Linked DNA regions of Homo sapiens: region 2 is linked to region 1. Evidence: read pairs that join two places in POLR2A ChIA-PET (ENCODE). Cell type or tissue: Panc1. All regions are shown on one strand. Each heading gives the region's core, and the rest is flanking DNA. Links, peaks and the distances in the headings are about the cores only. Region 1 has its middle 10 kb from the start of FBXO27. Region 2 overlaps FBXO17 (F-box protein 17).

Evidence for each region. Peaks named below come from ENCODE experiments on the same cell type or tissue, not always from the same donor. Only the 100,000 strongest peaks of a DNase experiment are listed, where the experiment ranks them.
Region 2: POLR2A ChIA-PET joins it to region 1 with 5 read pairs; 8 of 35 experiments call an interaction of 5 or more read pairs at or near these places.

What each region holds. Positions count from the first base shown.
Region 1 is chr19:39,034,471-39,050,824 of GRCh38, forward strand. It overlaps the pseudogene LOC124904801. Among named protein-coding and RNA genes, the nearest start is that of FBXO27, 10 kb to the left of the region's middle. In Panc1, for the core only: no CTCF peak of the experiment used is centred there; a DNase peak (open chromatin) is centred at 3,930; H3K4me3 peaks cover 476 bases; H3K27ac peaks cover 1,757 bases.
Region 2 is chr19:38,952,602-38,967,514 of GRCh38, forward strand. All of the region lies in intron 1 of FBXO17 (F-box protein 17), which reads right to left. Among named protein-coding and RNA genes, the nearest start is that of FBXO17, 16 kb to the right of the region's middle. RefSeq lists a silencer at 208-502. In Panc1, for the core only: no CTCF peak of the experiment used is centred there; no DNase peak of the experiment used is centred there.

The DNA.
Region 1 (16,354 bases), core at 1,183-6,182:
AGGCGGATCACTTGAGGTCAGGAGTGTGAGACCAGCCTGGCCAAAATGGCGAAACTCCGTCTCTACTGAAAATACAAAAATTAGCCGGGCATGGTGGCGCATGCCTGTGATCCCAGCTACTCGGGAAGCTGAGGCATGAGAATCACTTCAACAAGGGAGGCAGAGGTTGCAGTGAGCTGAGACCTCACCACTGCACTCCAGCCTAGGCGACAGAGTGAGAAGCTGTCTTAAATAAATAAAATAAATAAAACCTCCTTTTGACCCTCTTAGAATCCTCTCCACAAATGCAGAAAAGAATTAAATGGGTCCTGGCATGGGGGCTCACACCTGTAATCCCAGCACTTTGGGAGGCCGAGGCAGGAGGATCTCTTGAGCCCAGGAGTTTGAGACCAGCGCTGGCAACACAGTGAAACCCCGTCTCTACAAAAAATTTAAAAAGTAGCTGCAAATAGTGGTGTGCACCTGTAGTCTCAGCTACTTGGGAGGCTGAGGTGGGAGGATGGCTTGAGCCTGGGAGGTTGAGGCTGCAGTGAGCTGTGATCATGCCACTGCACTTCAGCCTGGGCTACACATCGAGACCCTGTCTCAAAAAAAAAAAAAAAAAAAAAAGAAAAAGAAAAAGAAAACAAGTAAAAAAAAGAATGAAACGGTTGTATTAGTGTATACACTTCAAACTAGCCTGTAATGTGCTTCTGTCATGATGAACAGTAAACATAATAAGTGTGTGTGTGTTAAAAAGTGATTAGTGCTGTGAAAAATTAGAGCAGAGAAGGGAAATGGGGCATAACGAGGCTGGGTTGGGTGGATAGGAGAGGGAGACCCTGAATTAGGAGAGATGGATGAACTATTATGCTGGTCTAATTTCTTCTCAATATGTATATTTTCATTTTTAAAATTTTGTTTCAACTGGACACGGTGGCTCACACCTGTATCCCAACACTTTGGGAGGCCGAGGCAGGTGGATCACCTGAGGTCAAGTGTTTGAGACCAGCTTCACCAACATGGTAAAACTCCGTCCCTACTAAAAATACAAAAACCTAGGTGCAGTGGCTTATGCCTGTAATCCCAGCACTGTGGGAGGCCGAGGTGGCAGATCACGAGGCCAGGAGTTCGAGACCAGCCTGGCCAATATGGTGAAACCCCAACTCTACTAAAAATACCAAAAAAAAAAAAAAAAAAAATTAGGTGGGCATGGTGGTGCGCACTTGTAGTCCCAGCTACTCAGGAGGCTAAGGCAGAAGAATCACTTGAACCCAGGAGGCACAGGTTGCAGTGAGCTGAGATCCCACCATTGCACTCCAGCCTGGGCGACAAGAGTGAAAATTTGTCTAAAAAAAACTGTTTATATATATATATTTGAGACCAGGTCTCACTCTGTCGTAGCTCACTTTAGCCTCAAACTCCTGGAGTCAAGCCATCCTCCTGCCTTAGCCTCTGGGGTAGCTGGGACTAAAGGAGAGACAAGGTCTTGCTGTTGCCCAGGGTGGTCTCAAACTCCTGAGCTCAAGTGGTCCTCTCGCCTCCACCTCCCCAAGTGCTGGGATTATAGGCATGAGCAACTGTGCCCACTAAAACTAATATATTAGTTTTAATGTAATATATAAGCAGTGGGAATCTTGTTGATAATGAGATATGATGACTCAAGTATTTGACTTTTTTAAAAACTTTTTTCACTTTGTCATCCAGGCTGGAATGCAATGGCTTGATCTCAAACTCCTGACCTCAGGTGATCCTCCCGCCTTGGCCTCCCAAAGTGCTGGGATTACAGGCATGAACCACTGCACCTGGCCTGATTTTTTTTTTAACAGTTAAAAGGTTTAAAAAGTTTGAGTAGGTTGGCCAGGGACTGTGGCTGATGCCTGTAATCCCAGCACTTTTGGAGGCCGAGGCAGGCAGATCACTTGAGGTCAGGAGTTCGAGACCAGCCTGGCCAACGTGGTGAAACCCCATCTCTACTTAAAATAAAAAAATTAGCTGGGTGTGGTGGCACACACCTATAGTCCCAGCTACTCAGGAGGCTGAGGCAGGAGAATCGCTCAAACCTGGGAAGCGGAGGTTGGAGTAAGTTGAGATTGAGCCACTGCACTGTAACCTGGGTGACAGAGCAAGACTCCATCTCAAAAAAAAAAAAAAAAAAAAAAAAATTCCAAGTAGGTCAAAAGGGCAGATACTGAAAAGTCAGTGTCCTTTTCCAGTCCCTGGTTCTCCTCCCAAGGGCAAGACTCTTGGTGTCCACCCCAAAGACACCACACCCAGACAGGATTCACCCATCTCTCTGAGGGCTGCTACCTGAGAGACTTTATCTGCAAATAAGATGACCTTTGTTCTTAGTGCAGTTCTGCCCTTCACCCTACCTTAGCTTGTCACCACCATGGTCCAGAAGCCTCCTAGCCCCTATCTATTTCTGTATCTCAAAATGCTATTTAAGCTTCAACCATCTGGACCTTCTTTGAATCTCATACTTTGTGGGGTTTCTCTGTGTGTGCACATAATGGATTTGTGTGCCTTTTCTCTAGTTCATTTGTCTACTGTCAAGTTTATTTCAGAGACTCAAATTATCAAGCCTTCAGAGACGGTGGATGGAAAGTTTCACTTGTCCCTTCACTTGTTAAAAATTTTATAAAGTTCTTTTGAGATGAAGTCTCACTCTGTCACCCAGTTTGGAGTGCAGTGGTGTGATCCTGGCTCACTGCAGACTTGACCTCCCAGGCTCAAGCCATCCTCCCACCTCAGCCTCTCAAAGTGCTGGGATTGCAGGCATGAGTCAGGTCACTGCAGCTGTGACCTCCCAGCCTCAAGTGATCCTCCCATCTCAGCCTCTCGAATACATGGGATTATAGGCACAGCTATAGTCCCACCATGTCTGGGTAATTTTAAAATTTTTTTTGCAGAGATGGGGTCTTGCTACAATGTCCATCCAGTCTCATCTCAAACTCTTGGCCTCAAGTGATCCTCCTGCCTTGGTCTCCCAAAGTGCTGGGATTACAGGTGTGAGCCATCACACTGGCCTTGTCCCTATACTTTATAGCCAGAAAAGGGCTGAGGAAAGCAGAAACAGAGAACAAAAAAACGGATTGGCACTTTCAAAATTACCTTCCTTGTAATGGATAAAGCAGAGTTGTTCTTCAGTTCAGCAAACCAGGAAATCTCTTAATTCAGGAGGGCCAGCTGTGGGTTTTATGGAGCTGTTGCTTCAGAGACTCCACACAGAGGGGGAAATGTTCTAGAGATATACCAAACCCCCTGGGGATTCCAAATCATCAGGCCCACATTTGTAACAAACTCCCAGAAGATGCCAAAGCCTATGCTCCCAGGACGAAGCATTGAGTAGCTGAATCTTACAGGAATCAAGCCAAACATCCCTTGCATGTTGATACACATTTTTTTTTTTTTGAGATGGAGTCTCGTTCTGTTGCCCAGGCTGGAGTGCAGTGGCACGATCTCGGCTCACTGCAACCTCCGCCTCCTGGCTTCAAGTGATTCTCCTTCCTCAGCCTCCCGAGTAGCTGGGATTGCAGGCACACGCCACCAGGCTCTGCTAACTTAAATTTCTCTCCTTTTATTTCCCCTTTACCTTATAGTTAGGGCATTTTGGAGCTAGGTTTTATTATCTAAGTGTTTCATTTCAAGGTAAGAAATTATTTGCTATACATCGGGAGCACTGGCTCTGATGAGGTTGAGCAACACTGATGCAAAGCAAACGTGAGTGGGGGCTGCAGTCTTCTCTCTCTGCTAGGGGTGTGGGTGGGAAGCTGGGGAAAGTCCTGCTGGTCCAGTTTGCAGAAGTAGAAATGTCATGGACCTCCGGGAACAGAGAAGTGGGCTGCACGACTAATTCCAAGGGTGTTAGAGGTTCCACCAATGCGGCTTTCTGGACTACAGCTCTCCCTGGAGGCCATTGTTAACAGGATTAGAGTGAGGTAGGAGGCGGGACTCGACTCCAGAGGCGTGGCTTGGACACCAGATCAGACTGAGGACTTGGTAGAACAGGGCGGTGGAGGACAGCAGGAGGGTGGGAAGCAGTTTTATTTATTTATGTATTTATTTATTTATTTGAGATGGAGTCTCGCTCTGTTGCCGGGCTGGAGTTGGTCGGCTCACTGCAACCTCCGCCTCCCAGGTTCAAGCGATTTTCCTACCTCAGCCCCTCGAGTAGCTGGGACTACAGTCATGTGCCACCACGCTCGGCTAATTTTTTGTGTTTTTAGTAGAGACTGGGTTTCACCGTGTTAGCCAGGATGGTCTCCATCTCCTGACCTCGCAATTCGCCCGCCTCAGCCTCCCAAAGTTATGGGATTACAGGCGCGAGCCACGGCGCCCGGCCAGCTTTCTATTATTATTATTATTATTATTATTATTATTATTATTATTATTATTAAGACAGAGTCTTGCTCTGTCGGCCAGGCTGGAGTGCAGTGGTACAAGCTCAGCTCACTCCAACCTCTGCCTCCCAGGTGCAAGCGATTCTCCTGCCTCAGCCTCCCGAGTAGCTGGGATTACAGGCGCACCCCACCACACCTGCCTAATTTTGTATTTTTAGTAGAGACGGGGTTTCACCATGTTGGCCAGGCTGGTCTCGAACTCCAGACCTCAGGTGATCCACTCACCTGGGCCTCCCAAAGTGCTGGGATTACAGGTGTGAGCCACTGCGCTCAGCCGGAAACGGCTTTCTATGAGACAGGCCCACCAGTGTGCCATGTCAATTTACTATCGCCATGGCAACACCACGAGTTACTGCCCCTTTCCACAGCAATGACCCAATGATTACTCCTCCTTCCCTAGAAATTTCTGCATGAAACGCCCCTTAATCTGCATGCAAAATTAAAAGTGGGTATAAATATGACTGTGGAACTGCCCTGGGCTGCTACTGCCTGCCTATGAATAGCCCTGCTCTGCAGTAGCGACCACCGAGCTGTGACACTGCCACTTCAATAAAGCTGTTTCTTCTACCTCTGGATTGCCCTTGAATTCTTTCCTGGGTAGGCCGGGCGTAGTGGCTCATGCCTTATTCCCAGCACTTTGGGAGGCTGAAGGGGAGGTGGATCATTTGAGGTCAGGAGTTTGAGACCAGCCTGGCCAACATGGCGAAACCCCATCTCTACTAAACATACAAAAATTAGCCAGGCATGGTGGTGCACACCTGTAGTCCCAGCTACTCAGGAGGCTGAGACAGGAGAATCGCTTGAACCCAGGAGATGGAGGTTACAGTAAGCCGAGATGGCGTCACACTGCACTCCAGCCTGGTTGACAGAGCAAGACTCCATCTCAAAAAAAAAAAAGAAAAAGAAAACCTTGACAAATAGAGCCAGGGAACGCCATAAAGACAGAGTTCTCATGTTTATACGCCTGATAACAAAAATGATTACAAAAGACTCTACAGAAACCATAAACTTGCCCAAAGGGCATTACAACTTTACACAAAAAATGGTTCTACAAAGCCCTCCGTGGAAGAGCTGCCTGTCTGACCTCGAACGGGCATCACCCTCGATTTTGATCTTTGTAGTCAAGGATAATTATTTCAAAACAATTATGTACTCCTCATTTTTTCTTGTAAGAGCCTTTGTCTTCCTTTACCTTCCTGAATCTGCACATAGTTCACTATGGCATGCAGATTCTCATTGCAGTGCTGTATTCCCAAACAAACATCTTTTCTCTCTTTTTTTTTGAGATGGAATCTGGCTCTGTTGCCCAGGCTGGAGTGCAGTGGCGCAATCTCGGCTCACTGCAACCTTTGCCTCCCCAGTTCAAGTGATTCTCCTGCCTTGGCCTCCTGAGTGGCTGGGATTACAGGCGCCCACCACCACACCCAACTATTTTTTTTTGTATTTTTAGTAGAGATGGGATTTCACCATGTTGATCAGGCTAGTCTTGAACTCCTGACCTCAGGTGATCCGCCCACCTCAGCCTCCCAAAGTGCTGGGATTACAGGTGTGAGCCAACGTGCCTGGTGCAAACATCTCTTCTTTTATAGAACCTCTCTCTGTTTGTTAATTAGGTTCACACTGCAGCCTCAATCTCCCTGGGCTCAGGTGATCCTCCAGCTGAGCCTCCCAAGTACCTGGAACTATAGGTGTGCACCACCATGCCTAGCTAAGTTTTTTATTTTTTGCAGAGACAAAGTTTTGCTATGTTGCCCAGGCTGGTCTTGAACTCCTGGGCTCAAGTGTTCTGTCTGCTTTGGCCTTCTAAATTGCTAGGATATAGGCATGAGTCACTGTGCCCAGCTAGCTTCTTTTTCTCTTCTTCTTCTTTTTCTTGTGATGGAGACTCGCTCTGTCTCCCAGGCTGGAGTTCAGTGGCATGATCTCAGCTCACTACAACCTCTACCTCCTGGGTTCAAGAGATTTTCCTGCCTCAGCCTCCCAAGTAGCTGGGATTATAGGCACCCACCACCGTGCTGGGCTAATTTTCGTATTTTTAGTAGAGATGCGGTTTCACCATGTTGGCCAGAGTGGTCTCAAACTCCTGACCTCAAGTGACCCACTCACCTCAGCCTCCCAAAGTGCTGGGATTACAGGCATGAGCCACCATGCCCAGCTCCAGCTGGCTTCTTATAATTATAAAAACTAAATATTTTGGAGTCTATTAATACACGAAAATTATGGGAAAACATGTTTGTAAAGTTATTAAATGATTTTCGTTTATAAAATACTCATATGTGACAGGCAATGCAATATTTCTTGCTTCCCAGGTTTTCACTAAAATTTAAGGTTACTGTATTAGTCCGTTCTCAAGTTGCTATGAATAAATACCCAAGACTGGATAATTTATAAAGGAAAGAGGTTTAATTGACTCACAGTTCTTCAGCATGGCTGGGCAGGCCTCAAGAAACTTACAATCATGGCAAAAGGGGAATCAACATGCCCCTCTTCACAGGGCAGCAGGAGAGAGAAGTGCTGAGCAAAAGGGGAAAAGCCCCTTATAAAACCATCAGGTCTTGGCCAGGCGTGGTGGCTCATGGCTGTAATCCCAGCACTTTGGGAGGCCGAGGCAGGCAGATCACTTGAGGTCAGGAGTTCGAGACCAACCTGGCCAACATGGTGAAACCCTGTCCCTATTAAAAATACAAAAATGAGCCAGGCATGGTGGGACACACCTGTAATCCCAGCTACTTGGGAGGCTGAGGCAGGAGAATTGCTTGAACCCAGGAGACAGAGGTTGCAGTGAGCCAAGACTTTGCCATTGCACTACAGCCTGGGTAACAGGTGATAGAGCCAGACTCCTCCAAAAACAACAGCAACAACAACAAAAGGTGAAAGCATTTGCTTTTTCTCCTCACTTGATTCCTCCAAAATCTGGAAACTCTTCGTGAGTATTCTTATTTTTATTTACATAAGTTCAGAAAAAGTCTGCCCTTTCTTTATAAGCAAGATATAATAGAAAACACTGGCTATATCACCAAGGCTTTGACTGAAGTGTCATATTTTATTTTAATTAATTAATTAATTAATTTATTTATTGAGACCAAGTTTCACTCTGTTGCCCAGGCTGGAGTGCAGTGGCACGATCTCAGCTCACTGCAACCTCTGCCTCCCAGGTTCAAGTGATTGTCCTGCCTTAGCCTCCCGAGTGCTGGGATCACTGGTGTGCACCACCATGCCCAGCTAATTTTTTTTTTTTTTTGTATTTTTAGTAGAGACAGGGTTTCACCATGTTGGCCAGGCTGGTCTCGAGCTCCTGACCTCAGATGATCCACTCACCTTGGCCTCCCAGAGTGCTGTGGTTACAGGTGTGAGCCACCATGCCTGGCCTGAAGTATTATATTTTAAAATATACATAAATGCCTGGCTTCAAGAGTTCCCAGTCTTACAATGAATGAGTAAAAATGGCCCCTTTCTGGCAGGCCCAAGAACCTTAAGAACCTGTTGGTAAAATCTAAAGTCTGCCTTGGTTTGGCTTCTGAGCCTCAAGAGGTTTCTAAATCTGAGATTCCTATATGATAAATGTGGAGAGAAAAAGTTACATTTCTAAAGAAAAACTATAATATACCTATTAATAGATTGCAGCCCTGTGCACTGTTTTTAAGTTCTTGTTATCTACCTATAGACTGGACGAGTTCCTGAATTCTCCTGACTTCCTCCAATATATTGCTACAACTCTCTGACTAAAAGCAACGGCTGGATGGGCGAGGTGGCTCACGCCTGTAATCCCAGCGTTTTGGGAGGCCGAGGTGGGCAGATCACTTGATATTGGGAGTTCGAGACCAGCCTGGCCAACACAGTGAAACCCCATCTCTAATAAAAATACAAAAATTACCCAGGCTTGGTGGCATGTACCTGTAGACCCAGCTATTCGGGAGGCTGAGACACGAGAACTGCTTGAACCTGGAAGGTGGAGGTTGCAGTGAGCTGAGATTGCGCTGCTGCACTCCAGCCTGGGTAACAGAAAAAATTCTGTCTAAATAAATAAATAAATAAAGTAAAAGCTGCTCTGTTTCCAAAGCCCTATACGCTGAAATGAGACCAATTTTAAGGAACAAACTTTGTGCCCAATGTATGGGCCACACAAAAGCTCACCAAACTGTCTGACATCATGACCAAAGACACACAAAGTGAAAATCAGAAGTTGATGTTTTCACACTGCAGACAGCTTTTCCCAAGACATTTGGAAGAAGACTAACTCATAATAAGATTTGTACCCCCTCAATGCTATCTTTTTCATTTGGCAGGATAATGATGTAGTTGAAATTTCATGACCAATAGCTTCCATTGGCAACTTAACAAAACCTAACTTAAGAAATCCTTTAGTATCCATTGGTTAACTAAGACATGTCTGCGCTATTGCTAATACTACATGCTGTACCTGTAGTACAGGCCAGTTCTTCCGGGAAAAGTTGAGATCCATATACATAAAAGAAGAAAACAGATCACTTGGTTACAGTTGGTCTCACCTAATTTCCTAAGGCCTTTTGATTCATTCAATTCATTCTGTAAGCCTATGAAGTTGTCTGAAAGCATTATGAAGAGTGGAATTTTCATATTACTACTAATTTTACTTTGTATTTCTCCATTTTAAAACCCTGTATGTGTAATTCGAGCACTTTGTGGGGCTGAGGTGGGAAGATTGCCTGAGGCCAGGAGTTCGAGACCAGCTTAAGCGACACAGCCAGGCCCCATCGCTAGAAAGAAAAAAGAAAATTAGCTAGGTATAGTGGCATGGGCCTGTAGTCCTGGCTACCTGGCAGGTGAGCAGGAGGATCACTTGGGCCCAGGAGTTGGATGCTGCAGTGAGCTAGGATCATACCACTGCACTCCAGCTTGGGCAACAAAGCAAGATCCTGTGTCTAAAAAACAAAACACAAAACCAAACAAAACAACTTTGTATGTTGTTAAATTTTTGCATTAAGTACAACTCCTAACAAAATAATGTTGGCCTAACATTTTGAGATGTTAATAAAAGACTACAGAACAGATAAAACTGAACTTAATAACGGACACCATGAAAACTTAGTCTGAGAGCCACTCCCGTCACACTTCCCTTGTTGTTCAAATATGTTGTTTTTTTCAGTTCCTTCTCAGGCTTTAGATTAAAAGGGTTTTGAGGCTGGGCGCAGTGGCTCATGTCTGTAATCCCAGCACTTTGGGAGGCCGAAGCGGGCGGACCGCTTGAGGTCAGGAGTTCGAGACCAGCCTGGCCAACATGGTGAAACCCCATCTCTACTAAAATTGCAAAAATTAGCCAGGTGTGGTGATGTGCTCCTGTAATCCCAGCTACACAAGGCTGAGGCAGGAGCATCGCTTGAACCTGGGTGATGGAGGTTGCAGTGAGCCAAGATTACGCGACTGTACTCCAGCCTGGGCGACAGAGTGAGTGAGACTGTCTCAAAAAAAGAAAAAAAAAAAAAGGAGAGGGGTTGATAGGGTTTTGATACTGACTTCTAGACACCAGTCACTCCCCCACAATATGCATTGAGATCAGCAATTGGGACAGGTACATCACAGCATCAAGATACATCAAAACCCAAATACAGGATGATCAATCAGTGATGCTTTTGGAGAAAGATCTTAATCAAAAAGGGGAAAGGTGAAAGTTGTCAGAGTCACTATGGAGTCACTAATATTAAGAAAACCCTGAAAAACAGAGCTGGGGAAGGCCATGAAGAGAGGGTTCTCACACTTGTGTGGCTGATTATAAAACTATCACAAAAGACTGCAAAAACCACAACCTTGGCCAGGCACAGAGGCTCACATCTGTAATGCCAGCACTTTGGGAGGCTGAGGAGGGAAGATTGCTTGAGGCCAGGAGTTTGAGACCAGCCTGAGCAAAATAGCAAGACCCCCTGTCTACAAAAAAATATAAAAATCAGCCAGGCATGGTGGCATGTGCCTGTAGTCTCAGCTAGAGGCGAGAGGATTGCTTGAGCCCAGAAGGTTGAGGCTGCTGTGAGCCAAGATCATGCTACTGCACTCCTGCCTGGGCAAAAGAGCAAGACTCTGTCTCAAAACACAAAACAAAAAGCACATAAAACAATGCTATACAGTGTAATAATTTTGGAACAACAATATGTAGAAAAAGGAGAAAATAACCCAATGTATATCATTTATGGGAGAGGAGAGTCTTCCCAGCAAGGCTGAGCTGACCTTTGAAGCAAGAACAGATGAGGCAGAAGGAAATAAGGACTTTTGAAGTCATTAGTTCTGCCCATCAAATATTTCCAGCTGGCAGCAGGATGCGGTGGTGTGTGCCTGTAATTCCAGGTACTTGGGAGGCTGAGGCAAGGGGATCACTTGAGCCTGTGAGTTCGAGACCAGCCTCAGTAACATAGCAAGACCCCATTAAAAAAAAAAAAAAAGGAAAAAAGAAATCAGAAGTAGAAAGTCAGGTGCAGTGGCTCACTCCTGCAATCCCTGCACTTTGGGAGGCCAAAGCGGGTAGATCACCTAAGGTCAGGAGTTTGAGACCAGCCTGGCCAACACGGTGAGACCCCGTCTCTACTAAAATACAAAACTTAGCCAGGTGTGGTGGCAGGCGCCTGTAATCCCAGCTACTTGGGAGGCTGAGGCAGGAGAATCGCTTGAACCCAGGAGGCAGAGGTTGCAGTGAGCCTAGATCATGCCATTGCACTCCAGCCCGGGTGACAAGAGCGAGACTCCATCTCAAAAAAAAAAAAAAAAATTTCTTCCTGAATTAAACGTGGGCTGTCACCTTTATTCCCATAGCCAGGCAATGATTTCCTGACATGGCCCGTAACTGTCCTCACGTGGCAGCCCCACACAGAAGCTAGTTAAAATGAAACCATGGCCCTGCGAGGAAGTGCCATCCTCCCTCACATTCCACAAGCATTTGCTGAGCACCAGCTTTTTGCCAGGCTTTGGGTTAGGCACTGGGGACACAACAGTGAAAGAGAGGGGTAAAATGTCTGCTATCCAGGAACTGATGTTCTATAGCATAAAACAGGCAGTAAGGAAGGATGTAAATAAGTAGAACCTACAAGGGTGGTAAGTGCTATGGAGGCAGAAAGCAAACTAAGCCAGGGAGGTGGTAGGAAGAGGGGGAGGGAGTTGTAAGTTTCAGGCAGGGCACCCAGGGAAGGCCTCTCTGAGAAGCTGACGTTTGAGCTGAGATCTGGCGGGGATAAAGGATTAAGCCAGACTGAGGTAGGAGACCAGCAGGACTTGTTTTCTGGTCACAATCTTGCTGACCAAAACAGGATCTGGTCCAGACGGGATGAAGTAAAGAAACTGGCAGGAACCAGCCGACCCCTAGGCAGCAATCCCTAGCTGCTCTCATTGTCTATTAGCATAAGACACTCCCACCAGAGCATGACAGTTTACAAATGCCATGGCAACGACCTGGAAGTTACCGCCCCTTTTCTACCAGGAAGTTATCTCCCATTTCACACAGTTCTAAATGACCCACCCTCTCAATTTGCATTAACCCACCCCCTAATTTGCATGTAACTGAAAGTGGGTAGAAGTGAGTGTAAATAGTTGCCAACAGCTCATATGTTGTCTACTCTGGGTGCACTGCCTATGAGCCGGTTCTGTTCTGCAAGGAGCAGCACTGTTCTATGAAAGATTGTTGTCAAACACCACGGGCTCATCCTTGAATTCCTTCCTGGGTGAAGACAAGAACCCTCCCAGGCTAAGCCCCAATTTTGATGCTTTCCTGTCCAGCATCAAGATCACTATCTGGGGAAGGAGTGCTCTTAGAATAGAGAACAGCAAGTGCAAAGCCCATGAGGCAGGAGCAAGGGACAAGAAGGCCATGGGGCTAGAGCCAAGGGGAGATTGGTAGGAAATGCACTTTGAGAGGTGATGGGGGCAGACTGTGGGGGCTTTGTGGTCTGTGGTAGGAACTTACTTTTCCTCTGAGTGAGATGCAGCCATGGGAGGGTTTGAAGTAGGGATGTTATCTGATTCAGGCATTGTGATATTGTGATTTACAATAAGATATATGTACAATTGGCTGGGCGTGGTGGCTCGGTGGGAGGCCGAGGCAGAAGGATCGCTTGAGGTCAGGAGTTCAAGACCAGCCTGGCCAACATCGTAAAACTCCGTCTCTACTAAAAATACAAAAATTAGCTGGACATGGTGGTGTGCACCTGTAGTCCCAGCTACTCGAGAGGCTGAGGCAGGCGAATTGCTTGAACCTGGGAGGTGGAGGTTTCAGTGAGCTGAGATCATGCCTCTGCACTCCAGCCTGGGTGACAGAGCTAGACTCCATCTCAAGAAAAAAAAAAAAAAAAAGAAACATCCTTATCATATCTTGCTGGACAAAAGTCCAAGGAACACCATGATGATATCCTACTGGAACAAGGGCCAGAACTGCCTTATCATGGGAGCGTCTTATCAATATCCTGCTGGGCAGCAAGCCATACTGCCCAGACCCCTCCCACCCATACCTATAAATTGCCCCAGCCTGTAAGCAGTGATGGGCTCTGGCATTAGGCTGGTCCCCCACTTCTGTAAGTTTTATGCTGGACATAAAGCCTGTATTTGATGTCCAGCCCCCCCTTCTTTCTGTGTATCTTTCTTTAACCCTCACCATCGCTTCAAAACCTAACAAAGACGGGTTCTCACTATTTTGCCGAGGCTGGTCTTGAACTCCTGAGCTCAGCCGATCCTCCTGCCTTGGCCTCCCAAAGTGCTAGGATTACAGCAGTGAGCCACAGCACCTGGCCTGAAATTTTTTTAATTAATTAATTATTTTGTAGAGCCACGATCTTGCTATGTTGCCCAGGCTGGTCTCAAACTCCTGACCTCAAGTGAGCCGCCCGTCTTGGCCTTCCTAAGTGCTGGGATTACAGGCATGAGCCACCACACCCAGTGAGTGTCAGAACTGAACTGAATGAGAAAACACCCAAGTGGTGTCTGCTGTCAAATTGCTTGGTGTGGGACAGAAAACCCCCCTATACACCCAGAGTCCCTGAAGTATTCTGTGTTGTGAGAATACAGCAGGAGAAACTGGATTTGTTTTTCTTGTGTGGGGGGACAGGAGGAAGTAAGGAACAGAGAAAGAAGGATGCTGCTCAGAGACAGGTGAGACAGGAGGGTGGACCAGCCCAGGACCGGGGCATAGGAGCCAGGAGAAGTGGCTAATTCTGGATAGATTTGAGGGTGCCCACAGGATTTGCTGAAGAATTGGGCATGGGATGCTGGGCCACACAGAACACGTTCAGGATATCAGGCGATGTTTTTTGTGAAGTCCTTGTCTATAGAAACAGTTTGATTGAAAGATGTGGCCAGGTGTGGTGACTCACGCCTGTAATCCCAGCACTTTGGGAGGATGAGGTGGGAGGATCCTTTCAGGTCAGGAGCTTGAGACCAGCCTGGGCAACATGTAGAGAGCCCATCTCTATTTTTTTAAAAAAGGGAAAAAGCAATTTAATTTCTTTTTTCTTTTTTGACTAGAGACAGGGTTTAGCCATGTTGCCCAGGCTAGTCTGGAACTTCTGGGCTCCAGGGATCTGCCCACCTTGGCTTCCCAAAGTGCTGGGATTACCAGCACCCTAAAAAAAGGAAAATTTTAAAAAAAGAAAAATTTGTTACAAAATTCATGGACCTAAGTGAGGTATAGTGATTTATCAGTGATAGAGAATAATGCACAGAGAAGAGGTACTTAGGTATTTGCTTTTTGTTGAACCCACCACCGTGAAATCCACCAAAGCGTCCAGGTACCATCTCCTCATGTCCCTTTTTTGTCATCCTGTGTCATTTTGGGCTAATTTAATATCCCTCAGCATGCAAAAGAGGCAGCATTGCTGTTACACTCAACATCCTTGCTTCTGCTGATCTTTTTTTTTTTTTGAGACAGAGTCTTGCTCTGTCGCCCGGCTGGAGTGCAGTGGTGTGATCTTGGCTCACTGCAACCTCCGCCTCCTGGGTTCAAGTGATTCTCCTGCCTCAGCCTCCCAAGTAGCTGGGACTATAGGCATGCGCCACCATGCCCGCTAATTTTGGTATTTTTAGTAGAGACGGGGTTTCACCATGTTGACCAGGATGGTCTCGAACTCCTGACCTCAGGTGATCTGTCCACCTCAGCCTCCCAAAGTGCTGGGATTACAGGTATGAGCCACCGCGCCTGGCCACCTCTGCTGATCTCTATGGCTATCTGTTTAACACTGGTCACATCGTTCCTCATGACACTGCCCCAGGAGGCTGCTTCATCTGTTGTGACATCCATGAATACCGGCTTCTGGTGACTTCGTCAGAGGTTTTCTTGGGCTGAGTGGATGACAAACACAAATGCCAATGCCAATCTTTATTCTTCTTGTCAGACAGTAATGTGCTGATGTCATAAGAAGGCTTAAAAGGGAGGCGCATTGTATTACTCCGTTTTCACGCTGCTGATAAAGACACACCTGAGACTGGGTAATTTATAAAGAAAAAGAGGTTTAATGGACTGACAGTTCCAAGTGTCTGGGGAGGCCTCACAATCATGGTGGAAGGCAAAGAGCACGTCTTATATGGCAGCAGAGAAGAGAGAGAATAAGAACCAAGTGAAAGGGGAGAAACCCTTACAAAACCATCAGATCCGCCGGGCACGGTGGCTCACGCCTGTAATCCCAGCACTTTGGGAGGCCGAGGCGGGCGGATCACGAGGTCAGAAGATCGAGATCATCCTGGCAAACACAGTGAAACCCCGTCTCTACTAAAAATACAAAAAAATTAGCTGGGCGTGGTGGTAGGCGCCTGTAGTCCCAGCTGCTAGGGAGGCTGAGGCAGGAGAATGGCGTGAACCCGGGAGGCAGAGCTTGCAGTGAGCTGAGATCGCGCCACTGCACTCCAGCCTGGGTGAAAGAGCGAGACTCCATCTCAAAAAAAAAAAAAAAACCCATCAGATCTCGTGAAACTTATGCACTACCAAGAGAACAGTATGGGAGAAACCGCCTCGATGATTCCATCATCTCCCACTGGGTCCCTCCCACAACACATGGGAATCATGGGAGCTACAATTCAAGATGAGATTTGGGTGGGGACACAGCCAAACCATTTCACGCATCTCACTTAAGAGCATGAAAACCCAATCATCAAGTTTACGAACTACAAAAGGATCAAATGCAAGTCTTTTATTTATTTATTTATTTATTTATTTATTTTTGAGATGGAGTTTTACTCTGTCACCCAGACTGGAGTGCAGTGGCACGATCTTGGCTCACTGCAACCTCTGCCTCCCGGGTTCAAACAATTCTTCTGCCTCAGTGTCTTTTAAAAATTTTTCAAATATTTTTTAGCAGTGGTGAGGTCTTGTTCTGTTGCCCAGGCCGGCCTCGAACTTCTGGTCTCAAGCAATCCTCCAGCCTCTGCCTCCCAAAGTACTGGGATTACAGACGTGAGCCACTGCACCCAGCCAAAAGCAAGTTTTTGTTTGTTTGTTTGTTTGTCTGTTTGTTTTCTGAGACAGAGTCTCGCTCTGTCACCAGGCTGGAGTGCAGTGGTGTGATCTCGGCTCACTGCAACCTCTGCCTCCCAGGTTCAAGTGATTCTCCTGCCTCAGCCTCCCATGTAGCTGGGATTACAGGCGTGCACCACCACGCCCGGCTAATTTTGTATTCTTAGTAGAGATGGGGTTTCACCATGTTGGCCAGATTGGTCTCAAACTCTTGACCTCATGGTCTACCTGCCTCGGCCTCTCAAAGTGCTGGGATTACAGGTGTGAGCCACCGCGCCTGGCCCCAAAAAGTTTTAACCAGAGTAATGTGAGCAAGAACTTTTCTGGTCATGTTAAATGATCATATTTGGAATTTCCTGGTGGAAATGTAGAACCACACACCTTCCACCCAAGTCTGTCTTTAGGCCACCATCCCCGCATTCAAAAAGCCTTTTTTTTCTTTTTTTTTTAGACAGGGTTTCACTCTGTCACCCAGGCGGAGCGATCGCAGTTCACCTAAGCCTTGGCCTCCCAGGTTTAA
Region 2 (14,913 bases), core at 1-5,000, 83 kb before region 1:
ATCATGACTCCTCTCTTCTCCCTAATTTTAGCTCTGGGCTCACGGCCGCTCCCGCTGCTCTTAGCATCATTCTCAGTGATTTCTATAACCAGATAGTTCTTCCGCAGCCCCAACCTCTCTGTTCCCTGACCTCTCTCTAGTGACTTTTTCCTTCCCCAACATCTCCCTCTCGTGGTCAAACCCAGACCTTGTTTGAATAACAGCAGCCTCTTCAGAACCTCAATCTCACACTCACTCTCCACCCATCACTTTTTCTTTCCACCTCATTCCCTCCAGTGCCCCACTCGCATGATCCTTCCAACCCACTGTGATCTCCCATCCGTTGTCCCTTTCATATTTTACTCCCCCTCACCCTCCCATGCCCTCATTTCTTCCTTAGCCAGCTTAAATTCCATGGTTAATCATTAAAAACATTCTTGACCTGGCACGCTGGCTCATGCCTGTAATTCCAGCACTTTGGGAGGGCAAGGTGGGAGGACTGCTTGAGGCCAGGAGTTTGAGATCAGCCTGGGCAACACAGCGATACTCCACCTGTACAAAAAATAAAATGAAAAAATTAGCCGGGTGTGGTGGTGCACACCTGTAGTCCCACCTACTCCAGAGGTTAAGGTGGGATGATCGCTGGAGCCCGGGAGTTGGAGGCTGCAGTGAGCTATGATTATGCCACTGTACTCCAGCCTGGGCAACAAAGCGAGACCCTGTCTCTAAATAAAATAAAAAGAATAGCAAAAAAAGTGGGGCTGTAGCTAGAAGGGGAGGTGAAGTCAAGAGAGGGTTTGGGCTGGGCACGGTAGCTCACACCTGTAATCCCAGCACTTTGGGAGGCTGAGGTGGGCAGATCACTTGAGGTCAGTAGTTTGAGACCAGCCTGGCTAACATAGTGAAACCCCATCTCTACTAAAAATACAAAAATTAGCTGGGTGTGGTGGCGCACCTGTAATCCCAGCTACTCGGGAGGCCAAGGCAGGAGAATTGCTTGAACCCAGGAGGCAGAGGTTGCAATGAGCTGAGATCGCACCACTGCACTCCAGCCTGGGCGGCAAAGTGAGACCCTGTCTCAAAACAAAACAAAAACAAAAACAAAAAAAGAGAGAGGGTTTGTTTTGAGATGGGAGACAGGATGCTGTGTGGGCTAACAGGAGATCCAGTGCATGGGGGAAACTGAATGAGCAGCAGAGAGAGGTGAGAACCAGGGACGGTGGCTGGAAGTGGGCGGGAAGGTGGGAGCAGGTGATGGGACAGTCACAGCAGGAGAACGGGTGTGGGCAAGGGTGCAGGTAGGTGGTAGAGGCGGGGGTGGCTGTGGAAGTTCACTTCTCATCTCTTGCATTTTCTCTGCAAAATAAGAAGCCAAGGGAGAGTGAAAGGGGGGGAGGAGGTGTTGGAAAGGATTAGAGGAGAAGGGAAAAGGTGTGAATTAGTTGTCTAGAAGACAGGAGGAAGGAGGGGATCAGAGAAATGTCATATGGCTGCCAGGCAGCATTGGGGTCCGCCTGAGGGTCAAGTTCACAGACTTGAAATTAGCCTGGCCAGGGGGCTGTGTTGTTTTTTAGCTCACTCAAGCTGTGTGGGTGCAGGCACGGCAGAGAGGAAGGCTGGATTTAACCAGGGTCTCATGCAGGAGGAAGCCAAAGTGGGCAAGGGTGTGTGCAGAGAATGTGTTATTTTTTATTTATTTACTTTTTTGAGATGGAGTCTCGATCTGTGGCCTAGGCTGGAGTGCAGTGGCGCGATTTCAGCTCACTGCAACCTCCACCTCCTGGGTTCAAGCGATTCTCCTACCTCAGCCTCCCAAGTAGCTGGGATTACAGGCCTCTGCCACCACGCCTGGCTAATTTTTATATTTTTAGTAGAGACAGGGTTTCACCATGTTGGCCAGGCTGGTCTCGAACTCCCGAACTCAGGTAATCCACCTGCCTCAGCCTCCCAAAGTGCTAGGATTACAGGTGTGAGCCACTGCGCCGGGCCGAGAATGTGTTTTTTTTTTTTTTTTTTGAGACAGAGTTTCACTCTTGTTGCCCAGGCTGGAGTGCAGTGGCGCGATCTCAGCTCACTGCAGCCTTCACCTCCCAGGTTTAAGCAATTCTCCTGCCTCAGCCTCCTGAGTAGCTGGGATTATAGGCGCCCGCCACCACACCTGGCTAATTTTTATATTTTTAGTAGAGACAGGGTTTCACCATGTTGGCCAGGCTGTTCTCAAACTCCTGACCTCAGGTGATCCGCCCACCTCAGCCTCCCAAGGTGTTGGGATTAACAGGCGTGAGCCACTGCGCCTGCCCTGACAATGTGTTATTTTATTATTATTATTATTATTATTATTATTATTATTATTATTATTATTATTTTTGAGACGGAGTCTTGCTCTGTTGCCCAGCCTGGAATGCAGTGGTGCGATGTCGGCTCACTGCAAGCTCCGCCTCCTGGGTTCACGCCATTCTCCTGCCTCAGCCTCCCGGGTAACTGAGACTACAGGCGCCCACCACCATGCCCAGCTAATTTTTTTGTATTTTTAGTAGAGACGGGGTTTCACCATGTTAGCCAGGATGGTCTCGATCTCCTGACCTCATGATCCGCCCGCCTTGGCCTCCCAAAGTGCTGGGATCACAGGCGTGAGCCACTGCAACTGGCCTTTTATTTTTATTTTTGAGACAGGGTCTTGCTTCTTCACTCGGGTGGGAGTGCAGTGGTGTGATCATGGCTCACTGCAGCCTCAACCTCCCAGGCTCAAGTGATCCTCCCACCTCAGCCTCCCAAACTGCTGGGATTAGAGGCATGAGTCACCGCATGCAGCGTCTTTGTTTCTCTTTGTGGTAAAACTTCTCAAAAGAGCTGTCTACCCAGTATTTTCTGCTTCCATTCTTTCTAAAACATTTTCTTTCTTTCTTTTTTTTTTTTTTTTTGAGACAGAGTCTCCCTCTGTCACCCAGACTGGAGTGCAGTGGCACAATCTCAGCTCACTGCAACCTCTGGCTCCCAGGTTCAAGTGATTCTCGTGCCTCAGCCTCCTGATTAGCTGGGACTACAGGTGCGTGCCACCAGGCCCTGCTTATTTTTGTATCGTTAGTAGAGACAGGGTTTCACCATGTTGCCCAGGCTGGTCTTAAACTCTTGGGCTCAAAGGATCCTGCTGCCTTGGCCTCCCAAAGTGCTGGGATTATAGGTGTGAGCCACTGTGCTCGGCTCCAGCTCCACTTCTTGCTATAAATTATATGACCAATGGCAAGTCACTTAATCTCTTTATACCTCAGTTTCCCTTTCTGAAAATGGGGCTGCTAACGGTGCCTCCATCATAGGGCTGTTGTGAGGATGAAATGAGTATTTTAAAGCACTTAGGAAAAGCCCCTGTAGGCTCCTAAATAAGAGTGATATTAATTTAATATTAGTCCAGGCATGGTGGCTCACACCTGTAATCCCAGCACTTTGGGAGGCTTAGGTGAGCGGATCACCTGAGGTCGGGAGTTCAAGACCAGCCTGGGCAACATGGCGAAACCCCATCTCTACAAAAAATACAAAAAGTAGCGGAGCGTGGTGGTGGGCACCTGTAATCCCAGCTACTCAGGAGGCTGAGGCAGGAGAATCACTTGAACCCGGGAGGTGGAGGTTGCAGTGAGCTGAGATCGTGCCTCTGCACTCCAGCCTGGGCGATAGACTGAGACTCTGTCTCAAAAAAAAAAAAAAAAGATGATGTCAGGAATTTTTGCTACATTCATGGACTACTTGCCTGACACAGGCTTATTTCTTTTTTTTAAGTAAAACCTTAATTTGTTTAAAAATGACAATAGCTGACATGAATTGAGCACTTATTGGGCACATGAAGATAACAAGCATTAGATCATTAAAGCCTCTTAACCAAGGGCATCCTCAAAGGAGAGTTTTGCCCATTAAACAAGATGATAGAATTCATGAGCTGATCCAGCTTAAATGCTCAGCACCGTGGCTTAATAAGGGCCAATAAATGCCACTAAATGAAAATGTCACAGCTAAAATAGTTGCTGTCAGCCAGGCACAGTGGCTCATGCCTGTAATCCCAGCATTTTGGGAGGCGGAGGTGGGTGGATCACTTGAGGTCAGGAGTTCAAGACCAGCCTGGCCAACATGGTGAAACCTGTCTCTACTAAAAATACAAAAATTAGCCAGGCATGGTGGTGGGAGCCTGTAATCCCAGCTACTCAGGAGGCTGAGGCAGCAGAATCGCTTGAACCTGGGAGGTGGAGGTTGCAGTGAGCCAAGATCATGCCACTGCACACAGCGAGACTCTGCCTCAAAATAAATAAATAAATAAAATAGTTGCTGTCACTTTTTAAAAATGATGTGTCATAATAATGGCAACTAACATAATTTAGTGTTTCACATTAATTTTTAAAATATTAATATTAATTTTCACAGGTGTGAGCCACCATGCCCAGCCTCTGACATCATCTTTATTCCTACCGCAGAAAGAATGAAGCTGTGGAGACAGACTTTACAAAGACCAAGCTGTGCTTTTCTCCAGGTGGTTCTGAGTTGCATTAATAGTTCACTGAGGCCCGGCGCTTGAACCCGCGAGGTGGAGGTTGCAGCGAGCAGAGATCACATCACTCACTGCACTTCAGCCTGGGTGACAGAGCGACTCTGTCTCAAAAATAAATAAATAAATTCCCTAGGTTTATAAACAAGTCTACCAGTCTGCCTGGCATGGGTGTGATGTGCACCAGAGTTTAGTTTCCTGGAGTTCTTCTTAGGAGGAGTTCTTAGTTCCCACTCTTCTTCTTTTTTGTTTTTTTGAGACGGAGTCTCACTCTGTCGCCCAGGCTGGAGTGCAGTTGCATGATCTCGGCTCACTGCAACCTCCGCCTCCCGGGTTCAAGCGATTCTCTGCCTCAGCCTCCCGGGTAGCTGGGATTACAGGCACCTGCCACCACGCCTGGCTAACTTTTGTATTTTTAGTAGAGACAGGGTTTCACCATGTTGGCCAGGCTGGTCTTGAATGCCTGACCTTGTGATCCGCCCGCCTAGGCCTCCCAAAGTGCTGGGATTACAGACTTGAGCCACTGCGCCCGGCAGTTCCTGTTCTTCTTAGGAGTGTGTTCCCACTGGCAAAAGGAGGATCTCTGGGGCTAGGGGTAGGCCCCTCGCCCAACAAGGGCAGCCAGACTTCACCAAGGAGCAGAGATGTTCAAGAAATGTACTGAATGAGCCCTCAGCTATCCACACAAACCATATTAAATGCTTGTATGGGGCCCCAGTGTGGTGGCTTACGCCTGTAATTCCAGCACTTTGGGAGGTGGAGGCGGGAGGATTGCTTGAGCCCAGGAGTCCAAGACCAGCCTAGGCAACATGACGAAACCCTCTCTCTACAAAAGAAATACAAAAAAATTAGTCAGGCATAGTGTCATGCACCTGTAGTCCCAGCTACTTGGGAGCTGAGGGGAGAAGGATCACCTGAGCCAGGGAGGTTGAGGCTGTGGTGAATCGTGAAGGGGCCACTGTATTCCAGCCCAGGCAATAGAGTGAGATCCTGCCTCAAAAAAAAAAAAAAAAAAGTTTGTGGCCAGTCACAGTGGCTCATGCCTGTAATCTCAGCACTTTGGGAGACCAAGGTGGGTGGATCACCTGAGGTTAGGGGTTTGAGAGCAGCCTAGCCAACATGGTGAAACCCGTCTCTACTAAAAATACAAAATTAGCCAGGTGTGGTGGCATGCTCCTGTAGTCCCAGCTACTTGGGAGACTAGTGGGAGAATCCCTTGAACCCAGGAGGTGGAGATTGTGGTAAGCTGAGATTGTGCCACTGCACTCTAGCCTGGGCAACAAGAGTGAAACTGTCTCAAAAAAAAAAAAAAAAAAAAAAGGAAAGAGGAAAGAAACACGAAAAGTGGCTCAACAGTCAAAGACAGGCTTATTTTGGAGAATAAGCCTGAGAGGGGCTTCTGGCCAATTTTGGGAAAGGTTGAAAAGTACCCACTGCAAGATTGAATGCCAACTACTAGCTGGGTCACAATAGGACAAGTAGGGCCTAGTATTGCCTGCTTCCAGGGTTTTTGGGAGAGTGTGTGTTTGGAGGAAGGTTACTGGCTGTCAGAGTGACCGGGGAATGCTATTGGTACTCAGCTACCCAAAGGGACCCAGGATGCTACTACAGCAGACTGTATTTTTCAAAAGTGGCTATGAGAACATTTCCTATCTGACACGCTTTTTCAGTTCACCACTGCTCGTGAAGCTGTGGGGTCCACATTCCTCCCCTGGGCACGTGCAGGCTTTTGCAACTGCCTCAACTTTCAGAGCACTGCAGAAGGGACATTGCTAAGGGATTTCATTCTCTCTCTCTTTCTCTCTCTTTTTAAGAGACAAAGTCTCACTCTGTCGCCTGGTTGGAGTGTAGTGGCGTGATTATGGCTCACTGAAGCCTCGAACTCCTGGGCTCAAGCGATCCTCCCAACTCAGCCTCCTGAGTAGATGGGACTGCAGACACATGCCACCATGCCCAGCTTCGTTTGTTTTATATTTTTTTTTTCTAGAAGTGAGGGGTCTCCCTATGTTGCCCAGGCTGGTCTCTTCCTGGGCTCAAGTGATCCTGTCGCCTTGGCCTCCCAAAGTGCTGGGATTATAGGTAGGAGCCACTGTGCCCGGCCTGCTAAGGGATTTCTGAGGCTGGATCATAAAAGAGTATGCAGCCTCTGCCTGTCTTTCTTTCTTTCTTTCTTTCTTTTTTTTTTTTTGAGACAGAGTCTTCCTCTGTTGCCCAGGCTGGAGTGCAATGGCCCAATCTCGGCCCACTGCAATCTCCACCTCCTGGATTCAAGCAATTGTCCTGCCTCAGCCTCCAGAGTAGCTGGGATTACAGGCACACGCCACCATGCCTAGCTAATTTTTGTATTTTTTTTTTTTTAGTAGAGACGGGATTTCACCATGTTGGCCAGGCTGGTCTCGAACTCTTGACCTTGTGATCAGCCCACCTTGGCCTCCCAAAGTGCTGGGATTCATTAGGCTGTGCAATTTGTGCACTTTCTATAAAAGGTTTGCTAAAAATGAGCTGGGTACCATGGCTTATGCATGTCATCCCAGCACTTTGGGAGGCTGAGGTGGGAGGATCGCTTGAACCCGGGGGTTCGAGACCAGCCTGGGCAACACAGTGAAACCCCATCTCTAAAAAAGTAAACATTAAAAAATTAGCTGGACCTGGTGGTGTACACTTGTAGTACCACATACTCGGGAGGCTGAGGTGAGAGGATTGCTTGTGGCCAGGAGTTCAAGGGTACAGTGAGCTATGATTGCACTACTGCATTCCAGCCTGGGTGACAGAGTGAGACTCTGTCTCCAAAAACAAACAAATAAAAAACACCACCACCACTACCAAAACAGAACACATACCCAAAACCCTCAACGTTTGCTAAAAATGATGAAAACAAGAAAAACAGATATGGCAGTCCATGGAAAGGAACAAAAAGATGTCCAAAAACTTTCCTCAAAGCCATCAAACAAAAGATGTTACTATTTTAAAATAGAAGAATCTGTGAAAATGATTAAGAGTTAGCTTATAAGTATCTCCTCAGCAGATTCTCAAATTGTATAGTTTTTTTGAGGCCAGAGACCTTTTTATACTGACTGGAAAATTCTGCACAAAAAATACCTCTGTGAATCATGATACCAGTTTGTTTTTGGTCTGTCCAGAGTATAATTTTGCCAGAGTATATTTATAATAAGCCATTATTCCTTTTTTTTTTTTATGGCTCTGGGGACTGGGATCAGCTATGCGGTCCTCACTTAGGGAACTTGTGCCTTTGCCGTCAGATGGTGGATGGGGCTGGGTCATCTGAGGCTTCTTCCATCCTAGTCTAGCAGCTGAAGTGAGGAGACCCGAACAGCTGGCGCTCCTTAGACATTTCTCTCTATTTTCACCTGGTCTGTCCAGCTACTTTCGGAAACAAACCAAATAATATCTTTTTTTTGAGACAGAGTCTCGCTCTGTCCCCCAGGCTAGAGTGCAGTGGCACGATCTCGGCTCACTGTAACCTCCGCCTCCCAGATTCAAGGGATTCTCCTGCCTCAGCCTCTCGAGTAGCTGGGATTACAGGTGCGTGCCACCCACACCGGCTAATTTTTGTATTTTTAGTGAAGACAGGGTTTCACATGTTGGCCAGGCTGGTCTTGAACTCCTGACCTCAGGTGAACCACCTGCCTCGGCCTCCCAAAGTGCTGGGACTACAGGCATGAGCCCCTGCACCCGGCCACTTTTTTTTTTTTTTTGATATGGAGTCTTGCTCTGTCGCCCAGGCTGGAGTGCAACGGCATGATCTCCGCTCACTGCAACCTCCGCCTCCCAAGTTCAAGCAATTCTCCTGCCTCAGCCTTCTGAGTAACTGGGATCACAGGTGCGCACCACCACGCCAGGCTGATTTTTTGTATTTTTAGTAGAGACGGGGTTTCACTGTGTTGGCCAGTCTGGTCTCGAACTCCTGACCTCAAGTGATCCTCCCGCCTTGGCCTCCTAAAGTGTTGGGATTACAGGCGTGAGCCACTGCGCATGGCCCAGATAATATACTTTCATCTTCAAGGTTCATTGTATTGAACGGGTTTTACTAACACAGCAGCAGCCTCAATTAACTGTGTTCATTTTATAAAGTATTATTTTTACTTTATTAGTTAAGTTTTATTAATTGTATCTGTTTAAAATGTAGCAATTTTATTTCAATTGATTTTAAATCTTTTTTTTTTTGAGATGGCGTCTTACTCTGTCACCCAGGCTGGAGTGCAGTAGCATGATCTCAGCTCACTGCAATCTCTTCCTCCCAAGTTCAAGCAATCCTTCCGCCTCAGCTTCCCAAGTAGCTGAGATTACAAGCGTGCGCCACCACACCCAGCTAATTTTTATATTTTCAGTAGTGATGGGATTTCACATGTTAGCTAGGCTGGTCTCAAACTCCTGACCTCAGGTGATCCACCCAACTCGGCCTCCCAAAGTGCTGCGATTACAGGTGTGAGCCACCGCTCCCAGCCGATATGGAACATTTCTATTGCCCCAAAAGGTTTATCCCTTCCCAGCCAACCTCCCTACTCCCACCCAAAGTCAACTACTATTCTGTTTTGTTTTGTTTTGTTTTTGAGACGTAGTATTGCTCTGTCCTCCAGGCTGGAGTGCAGGGGCGCGATTTCGGCTCACTGCAACCTCCGCCTTCCGGGTTCAAGAGATTTTTTCTACTTCAGCCTCCGGAGTAGCTGGGATTACAGGTGCGCACCACCACACCCGGCTAATTTCTGTATTTTTAGTAGAGACAGGGTTTCACCATGTTGGCCAGGCTGGTCTTGAACTCCTGAGCTCAAGTGATCCGCCTGCGTCGGCCTCCCAAAGTGCTGGGATTACAGGCGTGAGCCACCGTGCCCGGCTTCTTTCTGTTACTATAAATTCAATTTTTCTTTTCTATAATTTCACGTAAATGGAATCATATAGAGTGTCGGCTATCAACCTACGACCTCATTGTTCTAAGCTGCGAAACTGGAGTTTGGTTCTAGCCCACCCAGGGACGCTGTTAAAAAAAAAAAAAAAAAAAAAAGCTCCGGGAACGGTGGCTTACGCCTGCCTCCTGCCTGGACAAGAAGAGCGAAACTTCGTCTCAAAAAAAAAAAATAAAAAAAAATAAATAATAATTGGAGTTTGGCCCTTTAAATCTTCTTCCTTTGCTGACTGACATGATGCTAAGTTTTTTTCAGTAGAGGGCGCTGGAGAGACGTTGTAGGAGGAAAGGGTTTGGCTTCCAGTTTCCAGACTTGGCTCCTGCAGGGCAGCTACTCCTGCAGCGAGCATGCTTCTCCAGCCTCTGACTCCTACATGCGTGCGGTTTCTTTAGTGTCAGGAAGTTTCTCTGGCACATGGCTCCTGAAATATGGCAGTCAGCAGCACCCACCTCAGCTGAGACACTTCCCTGTCAGCTGCTCTCCCCACCATCTTACTGAATGGACTTCTGCCGCATTCTACTGGTGCCGCACCATAGGGATGCCTTTGTCCTTCGGTGAGCCATGGCCAAGACTACTCCAGCAAGGTCGGGGTCTCAGCCTGGGGCTCTCATCTTTCTCGGGCTATCTTAGACTTAGGAGGAGTGGCTGCTCCTTGTATCTGCTATTTCTTTCTTTCTTTTTTCTTTTTCTTTCCTTTTTTTTTTGAGATGGAGTCTCTCTCTGTCACCCAGGCTGGAGTGCAGTGGCAAGATCTCGGCTCACCGCAACCTCTGCCTCCTGGGTTCAAACTATTCTCCTGCCTCAGCCTCCTTGAGTAGCTGGGACTACAGGCACACGCCACCACGCCCAGCTACTTTTTGTAGTAGGGACGGGGTTTCACCATGTTGGCCAGGATGGTCTCGATCTCTTGACCTCGTGATCCACCTGCCTTGCCTCCCAAAGTGCTGGGATTACAGGTGTGAGCCATTGTGCCCAGTCTATTTCTACATTCGTTAGCATTCTCTTTATTTCTTAGTAACCAGTTCCTCTTACTCAAATCCCCTATCATAGTTAACAATTCTGTATATTAAACAATCGCTGTTTAAATTACTGTGTGGTTTGTCTCCTGGTTGGATCCTGACTGATACACACAGTATGTGTCTCCTTGTGAAGAAGTCATCTGGGCCAGGCACAGTGGCTCATGCCTGTAATATTCCTTGAGTTGTAGGCATGGCTTAGGGTTATTTGTCCTCTCCTTCAGCATAATGTCCGTGTGATTCACTCATACTTTTTTTTTTTTTTTGAGGCAGGGTCTCACTCTGTTGCCCAGGCTGGAGGGCAGTGGCGCCATCATAGCTCACTGCTGCCATGACCTCCCAGGCTCAAGCAATCCTCCCATCTCAGCCTCCCAAGTAGCTGGGACCACAGGTGCACCCCACCATGCCTGGCTAATTTTTAAATTTTTTTTGAGACAGGGTCTTGCTATGTTGCCCAGGCTAGCCTTGAACTCCTGGGCTCAGCGATCTTCCCAGCTTGGCCTCCCAAATTGCTGGGATTACAGGCATGAGCCACCGCGCTTGGCCCATCCACTTGTTGTGTATCAATCAGTAGTCTATTCCTTTTTATTGCTGGGTAATAGTCCACTGAACACATAATCTACAACCTGTTTATCCACTCAGTATGATGGACATTTGGGTTGTTTCCAGCTTAGGGGTATTATGAATAAGGCTGCTATGAATATTCATGTACAAGTGTTTGTGTGGACATATGTTTTCTTTGCTTTTTTTTTTTGGAGACAGAGTCTTGTTCTATCACCAAGGCTGGAGTGCAGTGGTGCAATCTCGGCTCACTGCAACATCCACCTCCCGGGTTCAAGCAGTTCTCCTGCCTCAGCCTCCCAAGTAGCTGGGATTACAGGTGTGCGCCACCACACCTAGTTAATTTTTGTATTTTTAGTAGAGACAGGGTTTCACCATGTTGGCCAGGCTGGTCTCAAACACCTGACCTCAAGTGATCTGCCTGCCTCGGCTTCCCAAAGTGCTGGGATTGTAAGAGTGAGCCATCGTGTCCAGCCATTTTCATTGCTCTTGAGTAGATACTTAGGAGTAGAATTTTTGAGTCACATGGCAGGTGTATATTTAACGTTACAAGAAAATGCCCAGCAGTTTTCCAGCATGATTGTGCCATCTGCATTCCCAAAAATTCTATATGCATTGCAGTTGCCAGCACCTGGTATTGGTATTGTCAATCTTATAAAAAGTTTACACAGAATGGTTTCCTTTTCATACCTTCAGGATACTTTCCTCTACCCGATTCTCCCTTATTAATTTTTGTTTGTTTGTTTGAGACGGAGTCTCACCCTGTCACCCAGGCTGGAGTGCAGTGGCGTGATCTCGGCTCACTGCAACCTCTGCCTCCCAGGTTCAAGCGATTCTCCTGCCTCAGCCTCCCATCCCTTATTAATTTTTAACTATTTTAGCCAGGCATGGTGGCTTATGCCTGTAATCCCAACATTTTGGGAGAATGAGGCAGGGGGATTGCTTGAGGCCAGGAGTTCCAGACCAGCCTGGGCAACATAGCAAGACCTCCATCTCTACAAAATATAAAATTAACCAGACATGGTTGCAAGCGCCTGTAGTCCCAGCTACTCGGGAGGCTGAGGTGGGAGGAGTGCTTGAGCTCAGGAGGTGGAGGCTGCAGTGAACTATGATCACACCACTGTGCTCCAGCCTGGGTGACAGAGTGAGACCCCATTTCAAAGAAAAAAAGAAAAGAAAAAAAAATTGCATGCAGCCCCTGGGAAGTGTGGATGCTGCTGGTGTTACTGAGTAAAGCCCTCCCCATCTGGCATCCGGGAGTGAGCTCCCAGCACAAAGACTGTTTTTGTCCCTGCTAACATGAACAAGTGCTGTCCACAGAACACAGAGTTCACAGTCATCCATCCAACTTGACCAAGAGGCCAGTGGGAAAGGACTGTATTTATAACAGCCCCAAATGTCATACCAGTGACTTAAAAACAAGCAAACAAAAAACCACAGTCACCCAGCCTCTTGTTTGAAAAAGTGGCGGGATAGCAAGGACCATCAGATGTTTAAGAAAACTAGCAGCCTGAAAGAGAAACATTTAAGTAAACAAGCAGAAGGAAAGTGAACTGACCCCAGAGGAAACAGACAATTCACAGGACCAAAAGAACATGGAGGAAAAGAAAAAACCCTAACTGGTACACTCAGGACTGGCTTCATGGGCATGCAACCTGTGCGTTCACATGTGGCCCACCCTCTTTTCAATGCTCCACTGTGGCCATCTCAACATTCTTTTTCTTTTCTTTTTTTTTTTTGAGATGGAGTCTCTCTCTGTCGCCCAGGCTGGAGTGCATGACACAATCTCAGCTCACTGCAACCTCCGCCTCCTGGGTTCAAGTGATTCTCGTGCCTCAGCCTCCTGAGTAACTGGGACTACAGGCGCCCACCACCACATCTGGCTAATTTTAGTATTTTTATTTTTATTTATTTTTGAGATGGAGTTTTGCTCTTGTTGCCCAGGCTGGAGTGCAACAGAATGATCTCAGCTCACTGCAATCTCCACCTCCTGGGTTCAAGCGGTTCTCCAGCCTCAGCCTCCTGAGTAGCTGGGATTACAGGCACGAACCACCAAGCCAGGCTAATTTTTGTATTTTTAGTAGAGACGAGGTTTCGCCATGTTGGCCAGGCTGGTCTTGAACTCCTGACCTCAGGTGATCCACCCACCTCAGCCTCCCAAAGTGCTGGGATTACAGGCATGAGCCACCATTCCCAGCTAATTTTTATATTTTTAGTAGAGACGGGGTTTCACCATGTTGGGCAGGCTGGTCTTGAACTCCTGACCCCAGGCAATCTGCCCACCTCAGCCTCTCAAAATGCTGGAATTACAGGCATGAGCCGTTGCTCCCAGCCTCAACATTCTTTTTATTTATTTATTTTTATTTATTTATTTATTTTTTGAGATGGAGTCTTACTCTGTCACCCAGGCAGGAGTGCAGTGGCGTGATCTTGGCTCACTGCAACCTCCACTTCTGGGTTCAAGCGATTCTCCTGTCTCAGCCTTCCGAGTAGCTGGGACTACAGGTGCGCACTACCACGCCCGGCTAATTTTTGTATTTTTAGTTGAGACAGGGTTTCACCATGTTAGTCAGGCTGGTCTCGAACTCCTGACCTCAGGTGATCCACCCACCTCGGCTTCCCAAAGTGCTGGGATTACAGGCATGAGCCACCATGCCCGGCCAACATTCTCTTAAATTAAAAATTTTGTGTGTGTGTGTGTGTGTGTGTGTGTGGAGATGGGGTCTCACTATGTTGCCCAGGTTGGTCTCAAACTCCTGGCCTCAAATGATTCTCCCGTCTCAGCCTCCCAAAGTGCTAGGATTACAGGCCTCAGCCACCGAGCCTGGCCTCAACATTCTTAATTATTTCTGAACAAGGGACCTTGCATTTTCATTTTGCAATGGGCCATGCAAATTATGTAGCTAGTCCTGGGAACACTTAGATTTGCAAAGATGTTCTAAACAGAGTAAGAACAGGATACTATAAAAGGAAGAATGTCTACAAGAAGAAAAAGAAATCCAAAGAAATGGATTGGATGAGTTACTAACAGAAAAACGCCTCTTTCAAAATGGAAAAATTAAAGCTATGAGAAATTCTAGGAAAAACATAAAACTGTATCTGTGTTACAGCTATTTGATAAAGTTCACAAAAAAGGAATCCTTTTGACCTGGAGGCTAGGGGCATTCTCTTTACATTGGCTTTACTTACGGGTTTTCTTGGGAAAAAGACTCTTTTCAACAAATGGTGCTGGGACAACTGGAAATCTATATGCAAAAAGATGAATTTAGACTATTACCTCATACCAGAATCAACATGAAATTAATCATACATCTAAATTTAAGAGTTAAAACTATAAAACTTTGAGAAGAAAACAGGAGAAAATCTCATGATCTTGTGTTAAGCAGAGATTTTTTAGATCCAACACCAAAAACTATGATTCATAAAAGAAAAACTGGATAAATTAGACATTATCATAAGTTAAAACTTTTGTACTTGCACATTATATATCTGATAAAGCACTTGTGTATAGAATATATAAATAACTCATAAAACTCAATGAGATAAACCAGTTAAAAAATGGACAAAAGGCCGGGCACAGTGGCTCACGCCTGTAATCCCAGCACTTTGGGAGGCTGAGGCAGGTGGATCACCTGAGGTCAGGAGTTCAAGACCAGCCTGGCCAACATGGTGAAACCCTGTCTCTACTAAAAATACAAAAAATTAGCCTGTAATCCTAGCTACACAAGAGGCTGAGGCCGGAGAATCGCTTGAACCTGGGAGGCAGAGGTTGCAGTGAGCTGAGATCACGCCATCGCACTCCAGCCTGGGCAACAAGAGTGAAACTCCATCTCAAAAAAATAAAAATAAAAAAGAAAGAAAGACAAAAGATTTGAGTAGACATTTCACCAAAGAACATATACAAATG